Linked DNA regions of Homo sapiens: regions 1 and 2 are each linked to region 3. A link is a contact called in ENCODE Hi-C or POLR2A ChIA-PET data. All regions are on one chromosome and are shown on one strand. Each heading gives the region's core, a stretch centred on a gene start or an enhancer-like site at or near the end of the contact. The rest is flanking DNA. Distances are from core to core; before and after follow the strand shown. Region 1 overlaps NEK7 (NIMA related kinase 7). Region 2 overlaps NEK7 (NIMA related kinase 7). Region 3 overlaps PTPRC (protein tyrosine phosphatase receptor type C).

Evidence for each region. Hi-C counts contacts between places; a loop is a spot of excess contacts on that map. ChIA-PET counts read pairs that join two places held with the same protein, here RNA polymerase II (POLR2A). Pooled maps may share reads with other maps.
Region 1: a pooled map shows a loop between it and region 3 (2.8-fold over the local background). The contact joins two enhancer-like sites. A Hi-C loop is called at or near these places in 2 of 50 pooled maps. POLR2A ChIA-PET finds 5 or more read pairs at or near these places in 5 of 52 experiments (BJ, GM10248, H1 and 2 more).
Region 2: a map of MCF 10A shows a loop between it and region 3 (4-fold over the local background). The contact joins two enhancer-like sites. A Hi-C loop is called at or near these places in 1 of 168 maps with a recorded cell type or tissue (MCF 10A), 20 of 37 single-sample maps with no recorded cell type and 14 of 50 pooled maps. POLR2A ChIA-PET finds 5 or more read pairs at or near these places in 1 of 52 experiments (activated naive CD8-positive, alpha-beta T cell).

Annotation. Positions count from the first base shown.
Region 1 is chr1:198,185,391-198,190,070 of GRCh38, reverse strand. The region is part of intron 1 of NEK7 (NIMA related kinase 7); the gene reads right to left. Among named protein-coding and RNA genes, the nearest start is that of NEK7, 31 kb to the right of the region's middle. Within about 2 kb of position 1,835, at least 3 of the 41 ENCODE cell types and tissues checked have a DNase peak (open chromatin) inside an H3K27ac peak, as active enhancers do.
Region 2 is chr1:198,251,728-198,256,588 of GRCh38, reverse strand. NEK7 (NIMA related kinase 7) reads right to left here. Exons shown (of 10, transcript NM_133494.3): 3 at 3,409-3,549. Among named protein-coding and RNA genes, the nearest start is that of NEK7, 97 kb to the right of the region's middle. Within about 2 kb of position 2,793, at least 4 of the 41 ENCODE cell types and tissues checked have a DNase peak (open chromatin) inside an H3K27ac peak, as active enhancers do.
Region 3 is chr1:198,680,027-198,684,485 of GRCh38, reverse strand. The region is part of intron 2 of PTPRC (protein tyrosine phosphatase receptor type C); the gene reads right to left. It also overlaps the pseudogene PEBP1P3. Among named protein-coding and RNA genes, the nearest start is that of PTPRC-AS1, 15 kb to the right of the region's middle. RefSeq lists an enhancer at 2,246-2,816. Within about 2 kb of position 3,070, at least 16 of the 41 ENCODE cell types and tissues checked have a DNase peak (open chromatin) inside an H3K27ac peak, as active enhancers do.

The DNA.
Region 1 (4,680 bases), core at 586-3,085, 490 kb after region 3:
TCAAATAAAATGCAAGCATTTTTCAAAATAAAATTACTCAAAGTATAGGAAAGAATTATTCAAGATGTTGCATTCTTAACATTTGCCTATATGGCAATACAAATTAAATAATTAAGTAGCCACAAAATAATGACCCTCCTCTCTTTTTAAAAATATCATTGAAACCTGGAGATAAGTTTAACTTTTTAATCAATTAATACACAAATTCTTTATTCACATCCAACAGCTTCTTGCGATTAAATGCTGTTTTGATTCATAATGATTACAATTTATAGGTTTTTAAAGTTTATCACTTGAGCTTGGTAGCTATTCTGAGTTTAATACTAAAAATAAAGCAGCCCCAGAAGGAATGAATAAAATAACTTTAAGCTGTTTGTCCCAAAAGAACAAATACTTTGAAAACATATTCTAAAACATAAAATTTGCCTTCATCTTAAAAGCCCTTAACATTAATCCAAATGTTTAATGAGGCCTGTAAGTGGGTCATGACATATTTGTTCAACCCAGGCCGAAAATTTGTATACAAATTGTTCCTTAGAATTTTCAACCAAAAGTTATATATACCAAAAGAAGGATTAATAATGGAAAGTCTGACCTAACACTAGCCTGACTACTATGATCTTCTACTTAGTAGTATCCTACTGCTTACTGTTCATACCACTCAGAGTTAGAACGAATCTTTAGTTCTTTTAACTCGAAAGATGCAAATAAATATGAACTTTTTCTCTCAATTGTGCTTTAAATATAACTTATCTAATTGTAAGATGTCAGTTCATACAACTAGGGACTTACGACATGAAAATTAAACAAAAATAACAACGTTTTTAAAAAATCCTTTCAAATAGCATTCTTTTCCACTTTCTTTTCCTATATGACACTAATACCAGTAAAATCTTAATTCAGACTTATATTCAAAATACGTAACATGCCACACATAAACTGAACTAAATTTTAACACCAATGTATTTCCTAGGCAAACTGTTAACTTAGGATTTTGAAGTTTCAAGAGAGTAACAATTTTATTGAAATATTCAGATATGTAAATATTATCCATAACCTACAAATCATCACTTTCTACTCATTCAAGCGCACTTGATTTAGGATAGTAAAAGAAAACAGATGAGGTTCAATGCCTGGTTGCACAACTTTCACATATAATCTGCCACGTGCCACTTACCCTCTGTGAGCATCAGTTTTCTTTTCTGCAAAATGGAGATGATCAACTTTCCTGGCCTACTTCACCAAGTAGGATGACTTCGCGACATAAATTATACAAGTGTTTTATTAACTCTGAAAGCAGAACTCAGATATAGTATTACTATACTATTTCATGCACATTATTTGAAAAATACCTATTCTTATAATATTTTAGGTGTTTCATATTGATAATAATATATCAGGAGAGCCAAGTGTTTGCAGCACAGCCTCAAGAAGCAGACAAAACTACAAGGTCTAAGTATCTTCTGTCCCTGAGCCCTTTCTATGTAGCTAGTGGCACGGGTCAAAGTAACTACAGGGACTTCAGTACAACTGCTTACTCCCTGCCAATGGTGTCAGGCTTCCCTGCTAGCTGCTACAAAAAGTACTGAGCCCTTAGTTCTGGGCTCCTCAGCTGCCACACAACTCATGCAAGCATAACCACCATGAAGGGCCATCACTTCTCTCCACTGAACTTATAGGCAAGAAAACTGGTACTACTATGCTGATACTCCTGCTGTTTGCTGTGCTTTAAAAAACTGCCTTGCTTTCATCACTAAGTCTTATCTACTTTTATCACCTATGAAGTTGTGGTAAGCTAATCAGCTTACTTAGTCATTTCCTCTAAAACTGTGTTACCCCTTGCATTCTCTATGAAATCCAGGTTCTCACCTAAACAAAACAACAACAAAAAAAGGTAGAGCGAGCAGTGTGCTGAGATAGACAACGACTTTTTGGAAAGCCAAAAGGCAATGTCACTATGACTATTAAAACAAGGATTCCCTAAGCAAACACAGATGGGATCAGCACCCAAAAAATTGGCACCAGAAATTGTGCTATGGGAGCCCTGAAGCAGGTAGCTGGTTGAAAGCAAAGCAGTCTGATTAAAACCAGAAGTGCCTCTATAGAGCCAGATTCCTCCATGGAAATCAATCCCCCTCTACTAGCGGAACTAAGAAGCTGAGTGGCAACCTTAGAATAAATTACTCCTTCATTGCCTCCATTACATAACCTTGTACCTTTGTACCCTAATTTGCTATCCTTTAAAGATAAAGGGACCAGAGATGCAGCCAAAGTCTTTCTACCCACGGGAAAGACTTCAGGAAGAAAGGTCAAGGTGGGCAATCCAAACTTGTATGGTTCTTTTAGATACTGACACTAACGAGAGCTGGCAGCCTACAGTGGATTCTCACCAACTGAATTCAGTTGTTGTCCCTGTTGCTCTGGGTGTTCCAGACATTGTGACCATGACTGAATCAACTGCACAAACTAATGACACCTGGTATGCCATCTTGGATATTGCTACTGTCTCTTTCTCAATCCCTTGGGTACCAGAAAATTAAGATCAGTTTATCTCCAGGTTCCAAAACAGATTTACTGAGCAGCCACGGGAGTATCTGAATTCTCCTGCTGTTTGCATCAATGCTGAGATGTGGAACAAGCCTTTCTCCCTTGGCAATGGCTTTGGAAGAGATGCTGACTCACATGAGGGCCCAGGGGTGGTTCATTAATCCTGATGAGATATAGGGACTAGCCATCGGAGTCAAATTCTCAGGAGCAATGCTGACTGCCCTGAGACAATAAAGGAAAAATTACTTACCCTGCAGTCCCCACCTACCAAAAGGGAAGCCTGGCACATAATTGGACTGTTTAGATATTGAAGACAACATGTGCCTCATCTAGGCTAAACTACCCAGAGGACATGCAGGCTTCTCATTCCACATAGCAGTGCAAGTACTTTTCCCTGACAGTGGAATTCATGCCACAGAGCAAATGGTCAGAAATCTATCCTTAACTTTAGTTACCACAGGCAATGGGGCTGTGCAAACTCTGGAATATCAGCAGGTCAGCTTAAAATTCCTTTGTACAAGTCATAATGCATAACATACTGGCCTAAACTACATGCTGGCTGACCAAGATATGTATGAATTAATACCACTGCTCAGATGGAACAATCCATACTTCCCATAAGGAAGGGAGCTAAATGATTATCTGAAATAATATCTACTAGTACTGTCTGGGACTTTACTTAATTTGTTGAGTCCAGAATCCTAGGGTACATGGTTGAGGTGAATACTGCAGGTTGGCCTCATTCTGTTGATAATTGTCCTCATCAAGTGTTGTATGAGATAAACTGGATGAATTTTTCCTCAGCACCTGACAGCATATCTAATCTGAATTGCTGATGGGGTGGTATACTCATATGAAAATTTGAGTTCAACCAAGAATGTGTATGGGCAAAGGTTGGACTGTCAGGAAAGACTGTCTGTCATGGGGCCCACACATCCTTGTACATCCTTACCAAGTATGCCAAACAACAAATGCACCAGCCATCCTGTATCTTTGAGCTACTTCTGTAGCTAGTTATGTAGGCAATCCAGTAGGTCAAAGAACTGCAAAGCAGGTCTCAGCATTCCTTGCCAGCCTGTATGATAACTGGCAAATAACAATACAAAACAAAACAAAACAAAACAAAAACTTGCTCTTTTGCTCTTTACACAATATCCTGGCCTTTGAAACTTTTAAAGGAAATTCTAAAGGTAAAGGGAAGTTTAATAAATCTAAATATTTAATGGTTTCAATATTATAGTTTGCCATACATCACATACAACCGATATGCCTTAACATCACTTGAATTCATTGCTAAACAGAAAATAAGTAAGCAGAAATATTTCAGTAGCTAAAGAAATAATTTCAAATACATCCTTTCACAAGTAAAAATAATTTCTGTTGATCATTTTACTGTTCTAAACATATTTGCCATAAGTTAAGTAACATGACCATTAGAAAGGTGATCTGCTAACATAAATCTTCCAGCTAGTCAAGGGCTGCAGCATAGCTCCTTCGAGATAAGATTATCTTCTAGATCCAAGACTATGTGTATGAGTTTTAGCAAAAAAAGATGATTTATAGATTTTCATTTTCACTTTTAATATTTCAGAACGTGCCTACTGGTACAGCCTGATGAAACTGAAATAAAAATGACAACTAATCTGGAAGACAACCAGCAACCAATCACCAATCAAACTGAACAAATAATGCCTTCTCTGCCCCATTTCCTCTTCTGTCAATTTTAATAAAATCATAGTTCTCAGTACTCCTTGCCATCCTGGTACTCAGCACTCCTTGCCCCAATTTTAATAAAATCAAGAGAAGAGAAAATGGGGCAGAGAGGACATTCCAGGCAGCACTACCTATAGATGGGAGGTACTGTTTGGTCCTCACACTCATTATAAAGCTTACATTTCATGGATGGTCAGAGGTGGCTGGCAACTTTCAATATGTCAAAATAAGGTGTTTCTTACAAATTTCTAATTTTTAAAATATTAGAACACTGTAACTTAAATTAGATATCTAGTTCTACAAGTCAGAGTAAGACTTTCATAGATCTACCAATAAAGCTCTACTGAGGCATTTTTAGACATGAGATAATTCACTTGCTCCCTGCTAGAGGAATATAAAGTTAAAAATATATATATATTT
Region 2 (4,861 bases), core at 1,544-4,043, 430 kb after region 3:
TCAGCAGGAAGGGAAGCACTGAAGAAGGAGGCAAGAGAGAAAGAAAAGCAAAGTTGGTACAGAGAATTTCAAAATTGTTTTATTAGTTAAGGTACCATCTTATTTTTTTGCAAATGAACCATGATGGGATACAGGTAAATTTTCAAAAAGATTGGTTAATGTTGCCATATACTGTAGGCTCTCAGATCCCTTTATGATTTCCAAGAAGTAACATGCATTTAGCGCACACACTCTTCTTTCCCATACAGGTAACAGGCAAACCTGCAGGAAAATGGCCAGAGCTGAACACATCCTTTGTTAATAGCCCTGAATCAGTGAACTAAATGGAGTGGCACAAAGTAGGGAAGGGCCTTAAAAACTAAGCTGAGGATTCTGGATGGTATCTCATTAAAAATTTGTAAGCAGAGAAATGAATGATAAAACCAATATTTTATGAACTCAACCAAAGTATTCAAGGAGTCTAGTGGACCTGGGAACAGTAATACAGTTCTTGAGACAAGTAATATAGCCTTAAAATAACAAGTTGCATGAGGAAATTCAATATTTAATTCTTTAGGGTTTTTTTAAAGAGTTAGGTTAGCATTCTTCAAAAAGGAAAAGCATTGGTCAGCAATATTATAAAATTTTGTATTTTAAGCTGCAGAGATGACTTTTTAAAAATAAAGAACCATGGGTTTTCCTGTTCAGCACAAGTGTAATATGTCACAAGAATCAATATGTCTAAAATGCAAATATATTTCTCCTTACAAAGGTTTAAGGCGTTGCTCCCTAATAAATAAGGTAAGAATATCTTCACAATATCATTTCTGTCTTCTATGAAGAAATTAGGTTTAAACTAGATGTCACAATATCCACACTAAAGCAGAAAGGAATGGGATAATCCAAAAGAATAAACTTTAACTTCCTACAGTAATTTGAGGTTTATCACAGCGTAAAACAGAGGCAGCTAGAGGGTAATGTCCAATTAATACTGAATGGAAATACAATTGTGCAAATTAACTCACACTTATTCAAATTCCCAATCAATAGAAAAATGCAGCAAGAGCTTTTTTCTTCCTCCCTCCACCCCTTCCTCCATTCTTTCTTTCTTCCCTTCTTTCTTTCTGTTTCTAATGAGAAGGTTCTGCAATGTAAAATATAATCACTAGAGACAGAATTGAGCCCTGTTTTCCACACTCAGAATCAGAGAAGGGATCCAAGAGTCCCCAGAGACCTCCAAATGGATCTCAATCCATCCAACCTCCCATCTTGACAATCTGTGGCAGATTGGCAGCTATGTTCTCTCCATTCTATTCTGTATGTTGAGCTTGTAATTTTACTTTGAAAATAATGGATTTTGAAGATTGTTACTCTACTTGAGAGTCCACAATGCATCCTCAATTGCCTACGGTTCAAATTCCTCTGTCTGGCTCCAATGCTCACCACAATCTGGGCTCATATTTATAGCCTGGCTTAAGTTCCAATTCCACCAATTCCAACAGCTCAAATTGACATCTCCATTCTGTGAACTCTTATTTAAATCAGGAACCCATGCCACAGGGTTTAACATTAAACTGTTCTAGATAGACTCTTGTTCCCCTGGAGGGCAGGAATAATACCACTAGTTTCTTTTTTATTTCCCTGGGTGCTCAGAGATCACAGTAGAAATTTAATCCATTTTAAAAATGAATCAGAGTTCTTTTGTAAGGGAATAATCGTTCCAAAAGTAATCTCTTTCATAAACACTAATAACTACATCCCATATTGTGTTTTCTTAAGCTCTGAGTGGCATATTAAAACAGAGAAGACTGCAATTCTTATATGCTGCTGGCGAAAACTTACACCAGTGCAACTTTGGAAAGCAACTTGGCATTAACTTGCAGTACACATGCATCCCCTGTGGGATGCAGTCATTTCCACTCTTAAGCACAAACAAGAGAGAAATTCTTGTATGTGTAAACTAGGAAAGACATGAGAATATCAGAGAAGCATTGTTTGTAATAGCAAATAACTGTAAACAACTTAAACAACAATCAACAAGAACAAGTGAATATTATACAGTAGCAAAAAGGATAAACTACAGCACATGCACCAACACGGACTAATTGCTCAAACACGAAGCTATGTGAAAAAAGCAAGCTGTGTGAGTGTGTGTGCGTGTAATACATATATAAAACATGCTTCATTTATGTAAAGTTTAAAAAAATGCAAAAGTAAACAATAGACTATTTTAGAAATTCATACCAATGTAGGAAAAACAATAAAGAAAAACAAAGGAATGATAAACATTACATTCAGGATATGGTTATCTCTGAGGGAAGGGAGTAGCACACACATGTCGAAAATATTTTTAATGTTTATTTCTTAAGCTGCCTTGTGGATATGCGGGTATCTCTATTATTGTTTACATCTAACACATATACCAGATAAAACCTTTTATAAATCATTAGTTTCATTTTTAAATGTAAATTAAAACTGTTCATCTCTATATTGGCTGTCACAAGTATACTAATCATCTTAAGAAGTTTAAAAAAAAAAAGACATTTAGATTTCACAGGTATCTGCAGAAAAAAGATAAAAGAGTTGCAAAGCAAAATAGTCTGTAGCACAGGTGAAGAATAACTATTACCATAATTGAAAAAGGGAAGTAAAAGTGTATGATTCACTGTGTGATTTACTGTTTGATGTCATACACACTGGAAGGCAGAAAGACAAGTACTTTCTAGGCCAGAGGACCTCATTAGGGCAAGTGAAACACTCAGGGCTCTGGCAAGTGAGCATTCCAGGGTAGCTCAGTTGGACTGCAACTCCAGGGTTAGGGCAGGACTTGGAAAGAGGAGCTGGAGCAAGATAAATGAATTCGAGAAGACAGGAAAGGGTCTGGATTAGAGAGCAAATCTGATTCCAGAATGACACAAATACAATAAGAGATTTTAAAGTTAGGTATCAATGTTCTAATTTTATCTGCCTCGTTTTTATTTCCAAGTAAATAAAGTTCACTTCATTTTCCTTTCATTTTTTTGCTGGTATAGTTTAACTGCCATTTACTAACTTCGGGCAGTACATTTTGTGACTCTAGTTTCTGACTACAGTGCCTATAGCTGTAGAACTTCAGTGAGTATTCAACATCTAGTTAAATGTCCAGGTAGAAGTAATGGTGATGACTCAAATCTGCCTCTTAAAATCTAGAGTTGTGAAAGCTTTTTGAGGTTCAATACGAGCTAAATTTTTAAAGCCTAGAAATAGTGTTAAAACTAATATTTCCACTCCATACTACACTTGTTTCTGGCTTTTAAAATACAACGTTCAATCTTTCCCAGCATTCTCAACTTAAGGCTATCAGTACCCAATCATTCAGGATATACTTTTCTCATCTATAATTCACATAGTATAATTTTACATTGATTTATATAATTAAAGTCATCTTACCTGCACTTTTTTTAAAGCTACTGGTACTCCATCCAAGAGACAGGCTGCTCTATAAACTTCACTAAATTGTCCGCGACCAATTTTCTTTTCTATTCGAAAGTTGGCTAATGTATTATAGCCCATATCCGGTCGTAAGGCCTTCTGTAATTAAAAATGTCAGAAAAATTTTCAATCACACAATATACACGCAATACACACAATCACTGATCATTTTCATATATGTAGGTGACACATAGGGTAAGTTTGCAGACATCCATTCACTCAACAACAAATATTTACTGAACTTATGCCAGGCACTGTCCTACACACTGACGATACAGTAGCAGACTAGAGAGACAATAATCCCTGTACCTGAGGAACTTACATTCTAGTGAGGGGAATAAACAAGGAATACATTAAAACATACATATATATATATGTGTGTTTTAATAAATATATAAAACATACATACATGTTTTAATAAATATGTAAACATACATACATGTTTTAATACATAAACATACATATGTTTTAATATATAAACATACATATATGTTTTAATATATAAAACATACATATACATGTTTTAATAAATATATAAACATACATATATATGTGTATATATGTACTTTTTATATATATATATATATATATATATATATATATATATATAGTATGTGAGATAGGAAAGCCTAAAAAGGAAGTTAATTAAGGAAGAAGGATACAACATAGGGATGAAGAGTCTGAACTTTTAGATAAGAACTCCTTGCAAAGGATACCCAGGAATTGAACTCAGCTCTGCACCAAGCAGACCTAATAGACATCTACAGAACTCTCCAACCTAAATCAACAGAATATACATTTTTTTCAGCACCACACCACACCTATTCCAAAATTGACCACATAGGTGGAAGTAAAGCTCTCCTCAACAAATGTAAAAGATCAGAAATTATAACAAACTGTCTCTCAGACCACAGGGCAATCAAACTAGAACTCAGGATTAAGAAACTCACTCAAAACCGCTCAACTGTGTGGAAACTGAACAACCTGCTCCTGAATGACTACTGGGTACATAACGAAATGAAGGCAGAAATAAAGATGTTCTTTGAAACCAACGAGAACAAAGACACAACGTACCAGAATCTCTGGGACACATTCAAAGCAGTGTGTAGAGGGCAATTTATAGCACTAAATGCCCACAAGAGAAACCAGGAAAGATCCAAAACTGACACCTTAACATCACAATTAAAAGAACTAGAAAAGCAAAAGCAAACACATTCCAAAGCTAGCACAAGGCAAGAAATAACTAAAATCAGAGCAGAACTGAAGGAAATAGAGACACAAAAACCCTTCAAAAAATTAATGAATCCAGGAGCTGGTTTTTTGAAAGGATCAACAAAATTGATAGACTGCTAGCAAGACTAATAAAGAAGAAAAGAGAGAAGAATCAAATAGACGCAATAAAAAATGATAA
Region 3 (4,459 bases), core at 1,821-4,320:
AAGCAGTATTGAGGATAAAGAAGGCAAATTTTTGTGGCCATGAGAGGAATAAAATCAAATAATTAAAAAATTTTAAAGATAGCAACCATATCTAGCTGTCTCCCAATGACTTATGGTGTCCAATATTTACAATAATGTTTTTTGCTTGTGAATACATATGACTTTGCAAACACACACCTCAAAACTAGGAATGCATTTGTAGGTATTTTATATTTGGTTTAAAACATCATGTTATATATTTCAGGCATGTTGATTAACGAAACAATTAATGACAAAAAAATTAATAAAGGCTACTAGATAACCATTTAAGAACAATCAGTTACACTGCTTTTTTTCTGTCTTAAACTATTTATCTACAAGTCAGGGGGAAAATTTTATCGCTTCCTGTGCAATGATGGTCAAATTGAAGTCTTTGATTTAGATTTGTGTGCCTTTAAATGTCCCATAGTCAAATTTGTTTCAGAAGTAATTCATGCTACATGCCCTTTTGAGATATTTATAAAGTGTGTTAATATATTAAAAGCATAGAAACTTATGTCACTTCGTTTAGCTCAAGATCTCCTAAAAGTATTTGCCACAAACCCATTTTTTTCCCATGGACATACTATAGGACATTTGTACAATGTAACTGCAATGTTTCTGAGAACATAGTTTACAAAATTCTGGCTTGTTATCAGTTATGTATATTTATGTGTGTGTAACCAGTATTATTATCCTGAGGAAGAAAAAATATCAATCCTTTATTTGTATTAATCCTGACTGGGAATTAGATTAAAGGTGACTATTTCTGGGCTCCAGCGCTGGAAAATCTGATTTAGTAGGTTTGTGGGGTAACGTGATCTGTGCACTGGTATTTTCTTAAAGCTCTGATGGTGATTATGATGGAAACAAGGGTTAAGAACAACTGAGAAAGATGCTTCCTTACCCATATTCTCTTTTTAAACATTTTCCAGAATAGGTTTGTTCCCATATTAATTATCTTTTTGCTTCTTATGAAAATGTCTGTTTTCATTTACCTAAATCCAGGGATATATACCTGATTTATGCAATATACTTCAGATAGCAAAAACCATTTAATTATATTAATCCCTTAGTAAGTGTATGTTTTTGTAGCTCTTTGCTTCCTCTAGGATAGGTTACGATCATCATTAAAGAACAAAGAATCATCAAAAGATGTTTGCATAAGTGGTGAAATCTTTTATTAGTGTATTTGGTGCTATCAACAGTGTTTACTATTTAATAAGCGGGTACTATGTGAATGGCACTGTCCTAAATACTGTTACATATTATTTTATCTAATCATTATAGAAATCCTACAAAGTAGATGGTATTCTCTTCTTTTCACAGATGAAAGCTCAAAATCATAAAAACGTGTATGCAAGGCTAAATAAAGAACTTGTAGCAAAATGAGTCTAGATTTAAATGCAGATCTGTCTGACTGTAAAAACCCCCATGCTTGTTCAACTGCATTGCACTGTAAGGAAAAAATATTTAATGCTAAATCCAGTATTTGTGCTAAAGAGCTATTAGGGACTCAAAAATGAGTAAATATTATGTATAACCATCAAAATGGGATTCAGAGTACCACACATTAAAACTTATTGTTAAAAAGTGTAAATTGCTGGACAATGACTACAAAAGGGGTAGATTCTTATTTTTCAGAAAAATGGGAAGAAAAGTGAACAGGCCTATGCCTAACAAAAATGGTAGCATGAACTTGTCTGTCCTTCAGTATTTTTACCCAAATCTTTAAGGAAGGAAAAATAGTAGAACATGCAAAAAAAAGTTATGATTATATTATGTCTGTACTTTGAAACAAAGGAAAACATACAAAAGCCTTTGCTGATCAACCTATACCTTGTAAAAGAAGTGGGGTGAGGGAAAGAATAGGTAAATGAAGCTCCCCATAGAAAATAAACAGTGCTAGGACAGTGAGTGTCTGTGAATTTAATCTAGTTATGTAGAAACGTGTTTACAGCACCAACCACAACCCTTTCTAAATGAGCCAGGAGATGAATTAAAATTGTACTTTTTTTTGTGAACTAACTACAATATAATAAAAAAAAGCAGAAAATAAATGCTAGATTATAGGGAGTCCACCTAATAGAAACTAATCTCCCATCTCACAAACAGAATAAAATGTCTGCTGAGGCTGCACAAAAGCCTCCCACTCCTAAAGCTGAGGACAATAAAAGCAAAGGCTGATAAATGCACTGCTTATTTCTTCTTATTTCCCTTTAATGAAAACTCTGAACAGAAACACTTGGCTTACTTTCAAAATCATTAAAGGAACCCAGGCATAATGGGAAAAGCTACACTTTCAAATAGAAGAGGTTTTCAATGTGTTGTTCTCATAAGACTGCTGTTTGCACAGCTAAAAGCTAACAGCAGTGTCTTTACTGCTCTTGTGGTTTCTTCTCTTCGGTGTACTTCTGTTTTTCTTATTCTGAGTCTTTATAGGAAAGGAAGAGGCGCAGCTCATGCGGTTAAGCACACAGGCGCTACCAAATGGTGCAATAGGTTGCCATAGCACCAGCATAATCAGCCCTATCTCGGGGTTAAAACCACAACTTCTCTAGTTGACGTTGAAGCTGCCTGACTATACATTTAACTGCTACAAAATGCTGAATTTCAGATTGATTTGTGTTTGCTTCAATAAAAATGTATTTCAAAAGTAAGGTTAGTTTTATTATGTGATTTATTTCAGAAGCACTTCATTTTGAAAAGCACTCACAAATGATATTTTAATGACAAAAATAAGTTAAACCTAATATTATATTTAAAAACATAAAAAGTCACCATTGATTTGGCCAGCAACTAAGCTTTATTAATTCATTACATTATGCAACTTGGAGAAAATAGATCACAAAGAAAAAAGTAAGACAAAATGTTTATTTGTAAATAGAACTCACATTCCTTTACCACTAGATAATGAAATGATAAAATATAGTCTAGGCAAGGATATTTCCTATTTGTTCAGCAACACTATCACCACATATGAAATACGACCCTACCAGTAGGAAACATCACATTGCACCCTTTGCAAGCAAATGCACTGAAGTAAGTTGAATGGCTCCTTAAATACACACTTGATAGTCTCAAGAAAGATAATGCCTGAAAAAACAGACATGTGTAGAAACATTTTGCTGCCTTGTCACATTCCCTGATACCCTGCAGCTCTAGTTGGTAACCATTTTCCATGCTGTATATTCCTATCAATTGTCTTATGTTTTGACCAAATAATTATTTCATAAGATAGAAAATATTAAAATAATATATTAACATTCGTAAATAATAAATCCTGAAAAGGATCATGAGATCCTTTTCATTTAACTTCTTTGGGAAAATTCATATTGGGCCAGCTCTTCATCCCTTTGTACATCAGAAAATGGTTTCTCTATCTTTAGTAAAGAAGGAACATTTACCGAATACCTACTATTTGATACATTGTCTTATACAATCCTCATAATATCTCTATGTGATAAGCATTATTATTCTTGTTTTATAAAGGACAAAAGGAAGACACAGCTGGTTTAAATATATTGCTTCGAATATAGAGTAACAGTGTAAAAACTCAATCCCAGGTCTACTAGAATCCAAAGCTCCTGCATTTTCTCCTAACTCCATAATGCTGCCTCCTGGGAATAGAGGATTCAGAGCATCTATTTCACATCATTCTCCTGAATTTCGGTACACAGTCCTTGAATTCCTCCTATCTGTGGTCTGTGGCTTCCTTTTCCTTTCCATTGCCTTTACCCTGGTCCAGGTACTTATCATGTCCTATTTCAATAATGTTTATACTCAGTTTCTAAACTGACAACTTCCTCCATCCCTTCCCCATGCATGCTAGATACCGCCACATTGATCTGCTTGTAAAATGCACTGATGTGTCTCTTTCCTGTTAAAATATTTTAGTAGGAGATTCCAAAGTCTTTACGATTCACTTTACATCAATTCCTCTGAACTTTATATAACTTTACATCATTCCTCTTCAGTTAAAAGGAGATTGTTGTATCTATTTTTTTTTTTTTTTCTGAGAGAGTTTTGCTCTGTGGCCCAGGCTGGAGTGCCGTGGCACTATCTCAGCTCACTGCAACCTCCGCCTGCCGGGTTCACGCGGTTCTCCTGCCTCAGCCTCCTGAGTATATGGGATTACAAACATGCGCCACTACACCCGGCTAATATTTGTATTTTCAGTAGAGACGGGGCTTCACCATGTTGTCCAGGCTGGTCTCGAACTCCGTCCTTAGGTAATCCGCCTGCCTCGGCCTCCCAATGTTGTGGCTATTAAACAAGACAGTTTGTGAAGCCTTTAATAATATTTTTAAAATCCTATAAATGAGCCCCGGCTTCCCTGGCTAGTTTTCAGAGGCTGCCGAGTCGCCGCTGCGCCTGCGCCTTGCCTAGTGGCACTCCCAGCTGCGCGCTGCGTTCTTGCACAGCCATGCCAGGGACCTCA